2 separate regions of the Mus musculus genome follow, and region 2 is linked to region 1. A link is a loop called in an ENCODE intact Hi-C map of the cell type or tissue named here. Cell type or tissue: heart. All regions are shown on one strand. Links, peaks and the distances in the headings refer to the core of each region. The heading gives the core; the rest is flanking DNA.

The links. Hi-C counts contacts between places; a loop is a spot of excess contacts. Peaks named below come from ENCODE experiments on the same cell type or tissue, not always from the same donor. Only the 100,000 strongest peaks of a DNase experiment are listed, where the experiment ranks them.
Region 2: a loop joins it to region 1, with 3 times the contacts of the local background. A loop is called at or near these places in 8 of 42 quality-filtered maps.

The regions. Positions count from the first base shown.
Region 1 is chrX:77,860,614-77,868,969 of GRCm38, reverse strand. Gm14744 (predicted gene 14744) reads right to left here and starts at 4,212. Exons shown (of 7, transcript NM_001085544.1): 1 at 4,077-4,212; 2 at 3,453-3,592; 3 at 2,941-3,011; 4 at 1,845-1,955; 5 at 1-63. The coding sequence starts at 4,157. In heart, for the core only: no CTCF peak of the experiment used is centred there; no DNase peak of the experiment used is centred there.
Region 2 is chrX:77,910,037-77,918,392 of GRCm38, reverse strand. No RefSeq gene overlaps it. Among named protein-coding and RNA genes, the nearest start is that of 5430402E10Rik, 11 kb to the left of the region's middle. In heart, for the core only: no CTCF peak of the experiment used is centred there; no DNase peak of the experiment used is centred there.

The sequences.
Region 1 (8,356 bases), core at 148-8,147:
TGTATTCCTTGACCAGCTTCCCAAGCTCCTGCTTCTGTGCTTTGCTCAGGGTCTCTCCTTTTCCTACATCACATAAAGCAGAAAGGAAGAAAAAGTGTAGCTTACAGTACTGGGTGGCTCAGAACAGATGGAGTTATAATGGGTTGTGTGATATTGATGCATGGAAACATCTTACTTTGTGGGCCCTCCCTCACCCCATCAGTCTCATTCTGATCAACCTAAGATCTCTAAAGTAAAAAGAACACATTTAATGAAGCTGAACTATGATAGTCCACACCCTAATGAATAATATCGTTATTTGTGGTGGAATTGTTATTGTTGTTATTGCCATCATCACTATTAATACTCCTACTACTACTATTATAATTATTCGTACTTTCCATATGACCGTATATTTATTTCCAAAAAGGCCTGTACATAATCCTGGTGTTTGAAATACTTGAACTAAATGTTTGTCCATGCTGACTTCTACCTTACTTCTGTGTAGATTCTGGAGTCCGTGCCTTGGATAATTGATAATTATCAAAATAAGCAGTGAAATCAGGCTGAACAGGCTCATGAACCTGAATCAATTACGACTCCAACACCACCCCACCTCACCACTTACCCAACCTCACTACCAGATTCCAGTACCCAGTACCCAGCCTCCAGTCCCCTGCCTCCAGGCCCAAGCCCCCAAATTGCCTCTGCTTCCTCCATTGCCCCTCACAACTTTGGTAAACAAAGCAAGATTGTTGGGTTTATATATATATATATATATATATATATATATATATATATATATATTATCATGACACAAAGCAAGGTCATCTGGAAAGAGGTAACCTCAATTAAGAAAGTGCTACCCTCAGACTGCTCTGTGAGAAACCTTGTAGACTCATTTTCTAGATTGACAGTTGATATGGAAGTGTCCACCCCACTGTAGGAAACTCAGCAGCACAGTTTTCTTTGTTAGTGTTTGATGGTAGGGTGCCTAGACTATGGGTAGTGCCACCTCTGGGGAGATGGTCCTGGGTGCTAAGAGAAAGCATGCTGAACAAGACCTGGGGAGCAAGCCAGTAAGCAGCACTCCTCCATGCCCTGTGCATCAGTTCCTGCCTTCAAGTTCTTGGCTGTTTGGTACAGAGACAGATGGGTCAATAATTGGAATAGGATTGAAGACCCCAAAATACCCCCAACACACACACACATGGACACTTGATTGTTGACTAAGAAGACACTACCATATAGTAGAAAAAAGAGAGCATCTTCAGCAAATCGTGCTGGCCTACCTGGTGGTCTGTATGAAGAAGAATACAAATTGATACATATTTCTCACCCTGTACAAAGCACAAGTCCAGGTGGATCAAAATCCTCCACATAAAATCATATATACTGAATCTAATAGAAGAAAAAGTAGGAAATAGCTTGGAAGGTATTGGCACAGGAAAAAATTTTCTGAACCAATGGCTCAGCTCTAAGATCAACAATTGACAAGTGGAACCTCATAAAACTGAAAAGTGTCTTCAAGACAAAGGACACTGTTAGTAGGAAAAACAGCAACCTACAGATTGGGAAAGAATCTTCACAAACCACACATCCAATAGAGGGCTAATATCCAAAACATACAAAGAACTCATATATTAGACTCCAGAAAACCAGACAACCTAGCCAAAAACTGGGGTACAAACTAAGCAAATAATTCTTAACTACGGAGACTTGAATGGCTGAGAAGCAATGACTTCTTTTTGAAAATGAACTGTGTTATAGGAGCTTAAGCCAAATCAACCCTTTCTTCCCCAAGTTGCTTTTGGTCATGGTGCTTATCATATCGATAGAAACCCTACAAGAGGGACCACTCTCACCAGCAACTAAAATCACATTTGTCTCCTGTCCGCTCTCATCCACATTAACGTTGTGAAAGAAAAGGGCGCCATCTTCCTTCATTACAACTTCGAAGTAATTTCTACCAGAGTCTGCAATTAAAAGAGAATCAGCTTAGAAATCAGTAGAATCATTGGAGGTTTCACTATTATTTTACATATGAAATCTATGATATTTTTATTTCTTTTTCAATTATTTGACAAATGTCATTTACAATGGTTTAAAATTGTAAATGAGAATTACTAAGTGGTAGAGACACTCTTGCATTAATTAAAATATTTTTTTGAATTTAAAAAGAATGTCCATAATTAGACGGGAATGCTGGCACACGCCTTTGATCCCAGCACTTGGGAGGCAGAGGCAGGTAGATTTCTGAGTTCAAGGCCAGCCTGGTCTACAAAGTGGGTTTTAGGACAGCCAGGGTTATATAGAGAAACCCTGTCTCAAAAAATGAAAAAAAAAGTTCATAATTACCTTATGTCTCCACAGCCTATTTAAAAAGTGAACACAACGCTAATATTAAAATACCACACTGAAGCAGGGATGGTGACTCAAACATCAAATCCCAGCAATCAGGAGGATCTCTGGGGCTAGCCTTGTCGCAGAACTAGTTATAGGACAGCCAGGGCTATGCAGAGTAACTCTGTATCAAAAAAAATTTTAAAAACAACCACAAATGTGTCTATGTATGTCTGTGTGTGTGTGTGTGTGTGTGTGTGTGTAGCAAATGTATAGTTTTCCATATATTAAACCCTTAAGAAATCAGTCCTGTAGCTTTATGGGACTGCCTTCTAAATGTCATTTATACTTAAATAATAGGCACAAAAATGTCTCTAATAATACTTTTGTATGAATGTGTATAATACACCTTAACTGATAACATAAATGTCTGGAAGTTTAGTTAGGATTTTGGAAGTTGCATCAAAAATTATCAGATGAAATTGTTCAAGGATCCTGGCCCTTTAGTTGTGCGGCCTTGTCAAACCTTGCAAAATTTCTCTCTGTCTCTCTGTCTTTCTGTCCCTCCCCCCCTCTCTCAATTAGATTATGCATCCCATTAATTGATTACATACTCACAGTCAGTAGTGTACCGCCCATCTTCTTGTTTTTCTCCCACAACAGTGTGTGTCTGACACTTGCCATTCATCCTTCAGAAATAAAAATCAAAAACTTGCTTCTGAATTTACTCTTTCAGGTTGCTCATATTTCCTTATTGTGTGGTAGTATTAACTGTCTTTGGGAAGTGTTTAATTTGTTTAAATAAACCCACATCTGAAGACTGACACCAACACTCTGGGGTTATGATTGACATGGAAAGTAAATCCAGGCTTCCAGGGGAAGACACTGTCCTCATTTTCTACCCACATTTCCTGTTCATGACTAGTTTCAACCAGAATTACCCAACCCTGTAAAACTGTAGAACACATTGCATTCAGTGTTCCTTAAATCAAGGACACAACTCAGAATAAATATGCCCAGGAGATCAATTCCATTTTTTCACATGGCCCAAGTGTCAGTGAAAATTTCACAGACATTCATGTGCCCAGTTTCTCAGTCCTGTCCATGTGCATCAGGTGAATGTCACTTACTGGACATGGAATTTGATTTTGAGTGTCCCACAGTCGTCATTGCACTCCATATGCTCAAAGTACGCTCTCAGGTCTCCATTCATCTTTACTTTCTCCACCTTGTCCGCAGCTATGTAAAGGGTGCGCCAGTCCCCATTAACCTAAATAGGACAGACACCATTGCAAAAGTTGGTTAGTCAATCTGTTCCCTTTTATTCAGCAACATTTGTCCTAATTACTACATGACAACAATTCCATAAGTCAACAAATGAACTTGGACCAAGTAAAATGCAGATGTCTCTCTGCTAGAGAGTAGATTAGGAGATTGTGTCATCACTCATTCACACTAGAATATGGAACACAGGATACAGTTCACACTTTGTCAATCAATAACAATGCAAAGTCCAATCTGTAATTTTCTCTTCTTAACCTTCTTTCATACTAGACAGAAGTCATTGAAAACATGCAAAGAGTTGAAAATACACTAGGACTGCATTACAGATAGGATTCAGATAATGTATATATGCTATATATACCACATATAATATGTAATGCCATACCATTTATAGTATATGATATATATGCTCAAACCAACTACAGAGTGTACATAAACACCCCAGACCCTTTATCCCCAAATGCACACACCTCTGAGGGACTGATATCAAGAGATTCATGATGTGCACAGGATACACCTAATGCAAGCGCAATTAGCAGGAACTTCACCATGGTAGAGCCTGGATTCTCTCCTTCCGAAGGAGTTCAGAGACCAAGGGCAGGTGATGGGGAGACCCAGAACCATCTCCACCTTATATAGTATTGATTATTGGCCTGAGATTGGCATGGATTGCCTGTGGTAAAATTCCAGCATATCCTGGTGGTGGAAACATCTGTGATGACAATTCTGTTTTTCTGCTACTTTTGAAATAAGATTAACTTGAGTAAAGCCATGAAATTGACCTTTTAGACTTCTGTGGACTTGGGCTAGCTGTCAGAAAACACAAATATCCATGTCCCTAAAGTCCAAGTTTCTCATTTGGAACACTTTAAAGAAATGAACTTATTTGACTCAGGCTATTTTAATGATGACAAATTTTCCATCAATCAGACCCTTTGATCACAGGTTACCATATGGATATTAACAATTTTTTATACAATTGAATATCAATGGACATATATTTCTAGAACATTCTAGAGTGTTCTAGAATGTTCTACAACATTCTGGGGCATTCTTGTAAAAACCTTTGTGAAGAAGTGTACTGTTTTCCTTTCTGGGCAGGAATTTGCAATTTAGATTCATGATTTTAAATATTTTTATAATTTGATATTTTCATCAAGATGTGAAGATTTTTAATGATGTAAAATTCCCATTGTTTTGTGGGTACATTTGTTGATACTATGTCCTGGTAATCAGCATTGCTTTTGCTAACATTACTTTATATATTCAATAATATATACACACACCTTTGTTTCTGATTGCTATAAGTGTATTTTTTGACAACTGTGTCTCTAAATCATTTATGCAATGAAAAGTCAGCTGCTAATTTTCTCATGTTTGTGTCTGAGAAATTCTCAACGTTTTCTCCATTGAGAACTTTGACCTGTGGATGGATTTGCAAATATTCACCGAAATGCATGACTCAAAACTAGTTGTCAATGTTCCAAGGCTTTAAATAAGAAATATTCACCCATCCCATGTTCAGAAAGGTTCTTGATGTATGTTCTTCTTTTTTAGTATACCCCATACAAATGTGATCCTTATTATATTTTTACATATTTTTCTTGATTCATTCCTTCTTCTCTGTGTTTGATTATTCAAGAGATAACTCAGTTCCACTGGAACAAGATTGGGCTGACCTACAAACATATTTATTTTCATCCATTCATTTCTTGTGAAATCTCTACTTTCCTTCAGAATTCTAATGTGATTTGGAATACAGATAATGTTGGGAAAATGTAATGAAAATCAACCAGAAAAAGCTGTCATTTAATACTTCCAAAGTGGATAATTACTTAAGACTGTATGTGCACTCATTAAAGTCCTTCTCATTTCTCCTCCAGACCCAGTAACAACAACACATTAATCCTATTTATTGAGTATCCTTCTGGAAAATTACCTACAATTTTGCACAAACTCAGGTTCATTCTTCCACATTTCCAACAGTTTTATTAAAATATAAGCTTTCCTTCCTTATTTATTAAGTGAAGTGAGTTTCTCTCCCTTCTACCTGATTACAGAGAAAGGTGATACAACACAGCCTAAACTGGAGTCTTGGAAAGATAAAAACAAATTCTGCCTCATGTCAAAACATACATTTATTCCTAAGGAACTTAAAGATTATCTCTGTCTGTTTGAACTTTAATATTGAAGCATGTACACAAACACACACACACATGCACACACACATACATACACACACATACACACATGTTTCTTATGTTCTTGTGTATTTATTCATAAATATTTTATATATGGATATGGGTTTTTATATATTTTCTATCTGTGGATATATATTTATGTGTAATGTAAGTATAGCTATATTTTACATTCAGATTTATATATTCCAATTTATACATGTATGATACATATATACATGTGTGATACATACATATTTGTTTCCATTTTCAGTAATTTACCAATTAAATTCCTAATCCACACATTTTGTCTACCTCAGAAAAGTGAAGAAAGAATGGAAAATGTAGGTGCTTCAAAGGACAGAGTTAAAACATACAAAATACTGACACAACGGATGCTGTTATTGAAGTCATGGCCAAGCTTAGAACTCTTTGATGTCTGACCTTTGAGTAGAACTTGGCTAAAAGTCTGTCTCCTTTCTTCTTCTTTTTTAATTGGATATTTTATTTATTTACATTTCAAATGTTATCCCCTTTCCTGGCTTCACCTCTGGAAAACCCCTATCCCATCTTCCTCCATCTCTTTCTGAGGGTGCTCCTACCCACCCATTCCCACCTCACCACACTGACATTCCCTGACACTGGAGCATTGAGTCATTTACAACTCAAATGCTATCCTAAATGTCCCTTATATCCTCCCCCCACCCAGTAGCCTTATTTATAATAGCCAGAACCTGGAAAGTGCCCTGATGTCCAAGGGCCTCCCTGCCATTGATGCCAAACAAAGCCATCCTCTGCTACATATGCTGCTGGAGCCATGGATCCCTCTATGTGTACTCTGTGGTTGGTGGTTTAGTCCCTGGGAGCTCTGGGGTTACTGGTTATCTCATATTGTTGTTCCTCCTATGGGGCTGTTCATCCCTTCAACTCCTTCAAGTACCTTCTCTAACTGCTGTATTGTGGTCCCCATGCTCAATCCAATGGTTGGCTGCAAACGTGTGCCTCTGAATTTGTAAGGCTCTGTCAGAGCCCCTCAGGAGACAACCATATCAGGCTCCTGTAAGCAAGCACTTCTTGGCATCCCCAATAGGGTCTGGGTTTGGTGTCTGTATGTGATGGATCCCCAGGTCGGGCAGTCTATGGATGGTCTTTCCTTCAGACTCTGATCCACACTTTGTTCCCATACTTCTTTTAGACAGGTTCAATTCTGGGTTAAAAATTTGGATATGAGTGGGTGACTACGTCCCCCAACCTGGGGTCTTGCTTAACTTCTGGATATGGTCTCTACATGTTCATCCTCCCCTTTTTTGGGCATTTCAGCTAATGGCATCCAAGTTGGGACCTGGGAGCCTCTTAATTTACTGGCATCTGGGACTTCCTGATGGCTATCCCTGTTTCCCATCATTCATTGCTACACACCTCTGTTCAAATTCCTGACCCTCTGTAAAATCGTCCCTGTCTCCTAGCACACTTGTTCTTACACCCCAGTCCCTCTCCTTCTCCTCTCTTCCTTCCAAGTCCCTCCTATCCTCTACCTTCCAAGAATATTTTGTTCTCCCTTCTAAGATGGTCTGAAGCATCCATACTTTAGTCTTCTTCTTGAGCTTCATATGGTCTGTGAATTGTATCTTGGGTATTCCGAGATTTTGGGTTAATATCCACTTACCATTGAGTGCATACTATATGTTTTCTTTTGTGACTGGGTTACCTCAATAAGGATGATACTTTTTTGTTCCATTCATTTGCCTAAGAATTTCATGAAGTCTTTGTTTTTAATAGCTGAGTAGTTCTCCATTGTGTAAATGGACCATATTTTCTCTATTTGTCTGTAGAAGGACATCAGGGCACTTTCCAGGTTCTGCCTATTATAAATAAGGCTACTTGGTGGGGGGAGGATATAAGGGACTTTTAGGATAGCATTTGAGTTGTAAATGAAGAAAATATCTAATAAAAATTATTATAAATAAATAAATAAATCTATTATAAATATAGTGGAGTATGTGTCCTTGTTATATGTTGGAGCATCTTTTGGGTGTATGTTCAGGAGTGGTATAGCTAGATCCTCATGTCCAATTTTGTGAAGAACCACCAGACCAGTTATACCACCAGATTAGTTATACCTCCTTATAATTCCACCAACAACAGATGAGTGTTCCTCTTTCTCCACATCTTTGCCAGCATCTGCTGCCACCTGAGTTCTTGATCTTAGTCATTCTGACTGGTCTGTAGTGGAATCTCAGGGTTGTTTTGATTTGCATTTTCCTGATAACTAAAGATGGTGAACATTTGTTTAGGTGCTTCTTGTCCATTCAATATTCCTTAGTTGAGAATTCTCTCTTCATGTCTGTACTCCATTTAAAATAGGGTTATTTGGTCCTCTGGAGTCTAACTTTAGAATTATTTGTATATTTCGGATATTAGCACTCTATCGAATGTAGGATTGGTAAAGAACTTTTCCCAGTCTGTTGGTTTCTATTTTGTCCCATTGACAGTCTCCTTTCCCTTACAAAAGCTTTGTAATTTTAGGAGGTCTCATTTATTGATTGTTGTTTTTAGATCATAAGCCATTGCTG
Region 2 (8,356 bases), core at 287-8,286, 49 kb before region 1:
CCCTTGAAGAAGACCTGGGTTCAGTTTTTAGCAACTATATGGTAATGCACAACCGTCTGTAACTCTAGGTCCATAGCACTCTGCTCCATCTTCTGGCCTGGGAAGGTACTGAAGTCAATTGGTATAGTTGCACTTATGCAGACACTTAAATATACACATAATTAAAAAATAAAATACATTTAAAATGTGATTTCCTGGGATGGGGCTGCCTGCTGTTATTCCAGGGCTAATGAAGCAGAGATCGATGTATTTCTGAGTTTGAGGCCACCCTGGTCTATATTTTGAGTTCAAGGATAACCATGGGTAAATAATGAGAATGTATTTCAAAACAAAATAACAAATCAAAACTGCAACAAAAACCAAACTAGTGAATAATACCAAAAGAAATAATTTTAATGGAGAATAACTACATATTTCAGTAATGTCTCATTAGTAGACTGAATAAATTATCCATAATATTATGCACACTATATTCAGGATGTGATTTAAACGTTCTATGATATATATTTTAGTATGTGAGGCTTTGTTGCAAGAATGGCTTAAGAGTCAGAAGGTGTCCTGTTTTTTAATTAATCAGAAGACAGGAGTCCTTTCACCTTCTTGAATATGTCTTTGGTACTGATTTATTGTCCTCCTCAGGCCAAGAAGCTACAGCCTTTCTTGGGGTGTTTTGATTTTCCATGGAACTCTATTACCCTCTTGCTGAGGCTTTGGGTGCTACACGGGACTCTATCCCCCTCTTCTGGGTGTTTTGAATACTGCATTGGAACTTATCACCTTTTGGATGCTTAGGTACTGAATGGGACACTATCATCCTCTTCCAGATGCTTTGGGTACTTCCTGGGGCTCTATTGCCCTCTTTTGGCTGCAGCAGTCCATAGGAAGTTTTCTTCCACTTTTAGATGCTCTGAGTATTGCATCAGAAGATATCACATGCTTCTTGCGTTTGTGAATACTGCAGGCTATTTTGTCCTCTTCTGGATGCTTTGTGCTCAGTATGTTCAACTATTATCCTATTTTTGCAGGTTTTAAAACTGTTGTACTCATCTGGGCACTGCAGGTACTACAGTCACCCGATACACAAACAGATACATATACATAATTAATACTGAATTAAATAATTTTTAATATAGGATTAAAAACTGAATACAATTACACCCCTCTGGAGTAGACATATTGTAAATACACCTATGTAAGAAAATATAGTGATGTTTAATTGTGTTTGCTATTCCAAGACATGCTAACAAATATTTATTAACATGTCATTATATAAAAATTACATTTGAATATCACCTGCTACTATAAGGAATGATAATGGATTATTCAAACCATAACACATGTACCTATTAAAATAATTGTGTTTGTTTTTTCATATCTGTAACTCAAAATTCCAAGAGACCTGATGCCCCTTTCTGCCATCTGCAACCACCAGGAGTGCACATATCGCTCATATAGGCATGCAAACAGATTATACATGCTCATAAAATTAAATATTTTTAAATTGTGTTTCATAAATAAAAAGCAATGGCTCAAATTCTAACATTCAAATTGTGGGGAATTCTAAAAGACAATAAATATTTCATTAGTATTAACACATTGAATTTGAGATCTTTGGACATGACCTAGAAGAAGTCATTGTTTCTAGTGCAGAATGAAAGCTGGGCTGCAACAACAAAAACTGAAACAACAGAAAGCCTACACACTCATGGAAACTGAACAATACTCTATTCAATGATCTCTGGGTCATAGAATAAATAAATAAAAGTGTTAAAGACTTTCTAGAATTCAACAAAAGGCACAACATACCCAAATTTATGGGACAAAATGAAAACAGCATTGAGAGAAATGTTCATAGCAGTAAGTATCTTCATAAAGAAACGAGAAAATACTCATATCAGCAATTTAAAAGTACGCTTAAAAGCTCTAGATAAAAGAATACAGGAAATAATCAAAATTAGGGCTGAAATCAATCAGTTAGAAATTAATAAAACAATATATGTATCAATGAAACCAAGAGGTGGTTTGTTGAGAAAATCAGCAAGGTAGACAAACCTCAAGCCAAGGTAACTACTTGACAGAGAGACATTATCCAAGTAATCAAGATGAGAAATGAGAATTGAGTGATAAAAAGAAATAATGTAAAAAAATCAAAAGAATTATTAGGTCTTATTTCAAAAGCCTGTACTCCACAAAATTGGAAAGTCTTAACTAAACAGATGATTTTTTAGACAGATACCTCTTACTAAACTTAAATTAAGATTAGATAAAATATTTAAACAGATGTATAACCCCTAAGGAAATAGAAGCAGTCATTAAAATGTCCCATTAAATAATACAAGAGCCAGATGGGTTTAGTGCAGAAAAATACTAGACATTCAAAGAAGAGCTAATACCAATACTCCTCAAACTGTTCCAGAAAATAGAAACAGAAAAAAACACTGCAAAACTCATTCTATGAGACTACAGTCACCCTGATACCTAAACCACACACAGAGTCAACAAAGAAAGAGAAATTCAGACCAATTTCACTTATGAACATTCTTGCAAAAATACTCCATAAAATACTCTCAAACTAAATCCAGGAACATATCAAAAACTTCATCCACCATGAGAAAGGCTTCATCCCAGTGATGCAGACATAATTCAATATACAAAAATCCATCAATGTAACCCACCATATAAACAGAATTAAAACATAAACATGATCATCTCAAGAGATCCTGAAAAAGACTTTTACAAAATCCAATACCCCTTCATGTTAAAAGTCTTAGAGACATCAGGATTACAAGACACATACCTAAACATAATAAAAGCAATGTAAAACAAGCCAATAGACAAAATCAAATTAAATGGTGAGAAACTTAAAGCAATTCCATTATAATCAGTGACAAGACAAGGCTGACCACACTCTCCCTGTCTATTCAATATAGTACTTGAAGTCCTAGCTACAGCAATAAAACAATTAAAACAGGTCAAGGGGATATAAGTCATAAAGGAAGAAGTCAAAGAATCATTACTTGCAGATGATATGATAGTATAATATAAGTGACCCAAAAATTCTACCAGAGAGCTCCTACACCTGATAAATACTTTGAGCAAAATCCCTGGATATAAAATTAACTAAAAAAATTCAGGATCCCTTATTTATACAAATAATAATTAGTCTGAGAACTCTAACCGAGCAAGAGAAAGAACTATATGATAAGAACTTCAAATCACTGAAGAAAGAATTTGAGGGAGATATCAGAAGATATTAAGATCTCTCATGCTCATGGATCAGTAGGATTAACATTGTAGAAAATAGCCATCTTACCAAAGCAATTTACAAATGCAATATAATTCCTACCAAAATTCCAACACAATTCTTTACAGTCATCGACAGAGCAATTCTCACCTTCTTATGGAAAAACAAAAATACCCAGGGTAGCTAAAACAATTCTGAACAATAAAAGATCTTCTGGAGGTGTCACCATCCCTGAAGTCAAGCTGTACTACAGAGCAATGGTAATAAAAACTGCATGGTATTGCTATAGAAACAGATAGGTTGATTAATAGAATCAAATTGAAGACACTGAAATAAACCCACACACCCACAGACACTTGTTTTTTCAAAGAAGGCAAAGACATACCAGGGAAAAAAATCAAACAACTTCAACAAATAGTCTGATCTAACTGGATGACAGCATATACAAGAACGCAAACAGATCCATACTTATTGCCATGCACAAATCTCAAGTCCAAATGGATCAAGGACCTCAACATACAGCTGGATACACTAAATCCAATAGAACAGAAAGTGGGGAATGGTATTAAACTTATTGGTATAGGAGACAAGTTTCTGAACAGAACACCAGTGGCTTATGCTGTAAGATCAAGAATTGATAAATGGGACCTCATGAAACTGAAAAACTTCTGTAAGGAAAACGACACTGTCATTAGGACCAAACAGCAACCTTCAGATTGGGAAAAGCTCTTTACCAATCCTACATCTGATATGGGGCTAATATCTAATATATACAAAGAACTCAAGAAATTAGATACCAACAACCCAAATAACCCAATTAAAAATAAAGTACAGAACTAAACAGAGAATTTCTAGCAGAGGAATCTCAAATGGCCTAGAAGCACTTAAAGAAATGTTCAACATCCTTACGGGATGCAAATCAAATGCAAATCAAAATGACTCCGATCTTCCTTCTTACACTTGTCAGAATGTCTAAGGTCAAAACTCAAATGATAAGACATGCTGGAGAAGATATGGAATAAGAAGAACACTCCACCAGTGCTGGTGGAAATATAAACTTGTACAAGTTTGGAAATCAATTTGGTGGTTTCTATCTCAAAACTCAGGCATACCATTCCTGGGCATATACCCAAAAAATGTTTTACTATTCAACAGGGAAAGTTGCTCAAATATGTTCATAGAAGCTTTATTTGTAATATTCAGAAACTGTAAACAACCTAGATGTTCTTCAACTGAAGAATGGATAAAGAAAATGAGGTACAGCTACACAATGGAATACTATTCAGCCAGTCAAAAACAAAGACATCCTTAACTTTTCAGGGAAATGGGTGGAACTTTAGAATATCACCCTAAGTGAGGTAACCCAGACCCAAAATGACATGCATGTTATGTACTTACTTGTAAGTGGATATTTGCCAAAATAGAGTATACCCACACTGTACTCCACAGACCATAAGAAGCTAAATAAGAAGGAAGGCCCATGCAAGGATGCCCGAATCTCACATTGACAGGGAAATAAAACAGTCATAGAGTTAGATGGAGGCAAGGAATTGTGTTGGAGAGGGGATGGGGTGGGAAATGGGGGTGTTTGGGATCTTGAGTGTGGAGAAACAGGAGAGATGGCCAGATAGCCATGAAAATGAATGGAAATCTGCAACTGACAGGGGTGGGGAAGACATCTCCAGGACAAGACAGAGACATGGGATAAGGGAGACTCCCCAATCAATCAGGGTGGCCTTAACTGTGACTCATAGCATTGGGAATAAGGAACCTGATAAGGCCACTTCCTATAGCCAGGTAAGAACCCCAATGGAGTAATAGAGAAACCAATCTACCAACAAATCTTTTGATGAAAAATGTGTTCTGTCTAGAAGACATACAGTGAAGGTGGATGGAGCAGAGACTGATGGAATGGCCAACCAATTAACTGGCCCAACTTGAGATCCATCCTATGGACAGCACTAGTCCCTGACATTATTATACTCTTATACTCACAGATAGGAGTCTAGCATGGCTTTCCTCTGAGAGGCTCTACCCAGCAACTTACTCAGACAGATGCAGAGACCCACAGCCAAACAGTGGATGGAGCTTGGAAACTCACAAGTAAAAGTAGGAGGAAGACATGCAGGCCTGAAGGGGATAGGAGCTCCAGAGGAAAACCAACAGAGTCAAATAGCCTAGACTTTTGGAACTCTCAGAGACTGAACCACCAACCAAAGAACATACACAGGCTGGACCTAGGCCTCCCTGCACATATGTACAGATGTGCAGTTTGCTCTTCATGTGGGTCCCGAACAACTAGAATGGGGCTATACCAAAAGCTGTTGCCTGTACATGGAATGTGTTCTTTTAGCTGGACTACTTTATCTCATCTCAGTGAGAGAGTATACAACTAGCCTGGCAGATACTTGATGTTTCAGGTTGTAGGGATGTCCAGGGATGGACCAACCTGCTCAGAGGAGAAGAAGGGAGAAAAGTATTGTGGGAGGGTGTGAAGAAGAGGGGGCATTGAACAGGATGTAAAATGAATAGGTAAAAAAAATTAATTAATTAATTTTAAAATATTCTCTTTCTTTCTCCTTCTCCTTCTCCTATTTCTCTTCTTCTTGATCTTGAATCAACAGTTTGAAATGAATAAAGAGTTAGTGTGGTTTACATAGTAAGTGATGGGGACTGAGAGAAAATATTTTTGATTAGATTTTTCTTTATTTACATTTCAAATATTATCCCCTTTCTTGGTTTCCCCTCTGAAAACCCCCTATCCATCCCCCCTCCCCCTGCTCACCAATCCACCCACTCCCTCTTCCTGATACTGGCATTTAATTTTCATGCTGTATTTTCTTACTTTATCTCATGTACTTGAGAATGTTCATATCAATTGTTCAAGAGATATCATGCTTGAATTTTATTAAATGACAAAATAATAAGTTTAGTTTGAGAAAGCAAAGTTAAACCTGTAGCATAGATCTTCAAGGAAAATATGTATACATAAGTTATATATAAATATATCTATAAAGTACTTGGAAAATTTATTTACAAGAATATGCAGTCCAAACACTCATGAATACATAATTAAAATTAATTTAAATTGGCATAAATAAATAATTTAAATTTAAATTTAAAAAATATTCTTAAAGATCTGTGCCTGGAGCTGACCCTGTGTCAGAGCTCTCCATACACAGGGCTGGTCTCCCAAGAGGGCTCACACACCTGAGAGCACACATGAGACCACCACTTCTAATCAAATTCCTGGTCCAAGAGGGACCCACCCAGAGCCATCAGGGCACAGGAACCAAGGAAAGGACAAGGAAAGGATCATTCCGGGTTCTGTCTTCATTCTGGAGCTGATCCTGTGCCACAGCTCTTCATACCCAGATTCCTCCCAGAGAGAACTGGTTTGGCAGGTGTACTGACACACAGGACAAGCCACAGTCAGAGACAGCAAAAGCAGCTAACACCAGAGATAACAGGATGGCAAGAGGCAAGGGCAAAAACATAAGCAATAGAAACCAAGGCTACAGCCCTGAGCAGACCTTGGGTGCAAACTCTGCAGCCAGTACGACAACACACAGAAGAAGCTACACTGTAACATGCCTAGGATCCTCGGACACCAGGATCCCAGGATCCCAAGGGCTTGGTCAAATCAGTATTTCAGGATCCCAGAGGCAGCTTTATTCCAAGGAGCTCTGACACATCCAGGATACCAGGATTACAGGATCCCAGGATCCCAGAATCACAGGATCACAGAATCATCTGGACTCTGAGGAATTTTGACACAAGCAGAATCACAGGAAGGACAGGTTCCAGTCAGATATAGCAAGGGCAGGTAGATATAGTAATGACCAGATGGTGGGAGGCAAGTGAAAGAACATAAGCAACAGAAACCAAGGCTACTGGCATCATCAGAACCCAATTCTCCTACCATAGCAAGTCCAAGATACAGCATCATACCAGAAAAGCAAGATTTGGATCTAAAATCACTTCTCATAATGGTGATAGGGATTTTAAGAAGGACATAAATAACTCCCTTAAAGAAATACAGGAGAACACAGGTAAACACAGTCCCCCAACCCTTTTTTTTTTTCAGAGTAAATGTGGTTTTTATTATCCTTTTGTTCGGGAGGGATCATTGAGTGGGCTTGTGACACATATGCTTGCATGCATATTTATCAAAAGGCAATGAAGAATATATTTTTTCAGTATATTTCACTAGTATATAAGAGTTAGATATTTAATGTTTTGCACAAAGAAAGGTATTACATCACTTTCTCTCAAAACACATGTATACACACAGAGACACGTATGAACACATACATATGTCACTCATTCACATCACCTTATCTTAGTTTATCACTTCCCTTTTAATGACCAAAAAGTTACATAAACTACACATGTATAAAACGTCACCGTCTTCATTATCTTTTTTTCTCTGTAGCAATGTATTTTCTTTTTCTTTTTTTTATGTTTTTTTTTGTTTTTTTTTAATTAGGTATTTTCCTCATTTACATTTCCAATGCTATCCTAAAAGTCCTCCATACCATCCCCCCCACTCCCCTACCCACCCACTCCCACTTTTTGGCCCTGGTGTACCCCTGTACTGGCGCATATAAAGTTTGCAAGTCCTCTCTTTCCAGTGATGGCTGATTAGGCCATCTTTTGATACATATGCAGCTAGAGTCAAGAGCTCTGGGGTACTGGTTAGTTCATAATGTTGTTCCACCTATAGGGTTGCAGATCCCTTTAGCTCCTTGGGTATTTTCTCTAGCTCCTCCATTGGGGGCCCTGTGATCCATCCAATAGCTGACTGTGAGCATCTACTTATGTGTTTGCTAGGCCCTGGCATAGTCTCACTAGAGACAGCTAAACACAGTCCCTTAAAGACAAAACACAAAAATCACTTAAAGAATTACAGGAAAATACAAACAGGCAAAGAAATAATAAACGAATAAATAAATAAATGAATAAAACTATCCAAGACAGAACTGGATCTAAAAATGTAAATAGTGACAATAAAGAAATCACAAAAGGAAAGAACCCTAGAGATAGAAAACCTAGGAAAGAGATCAGGAGTCATAGATGCAGACATCACCAACAGAATACAAGAGATAGAAG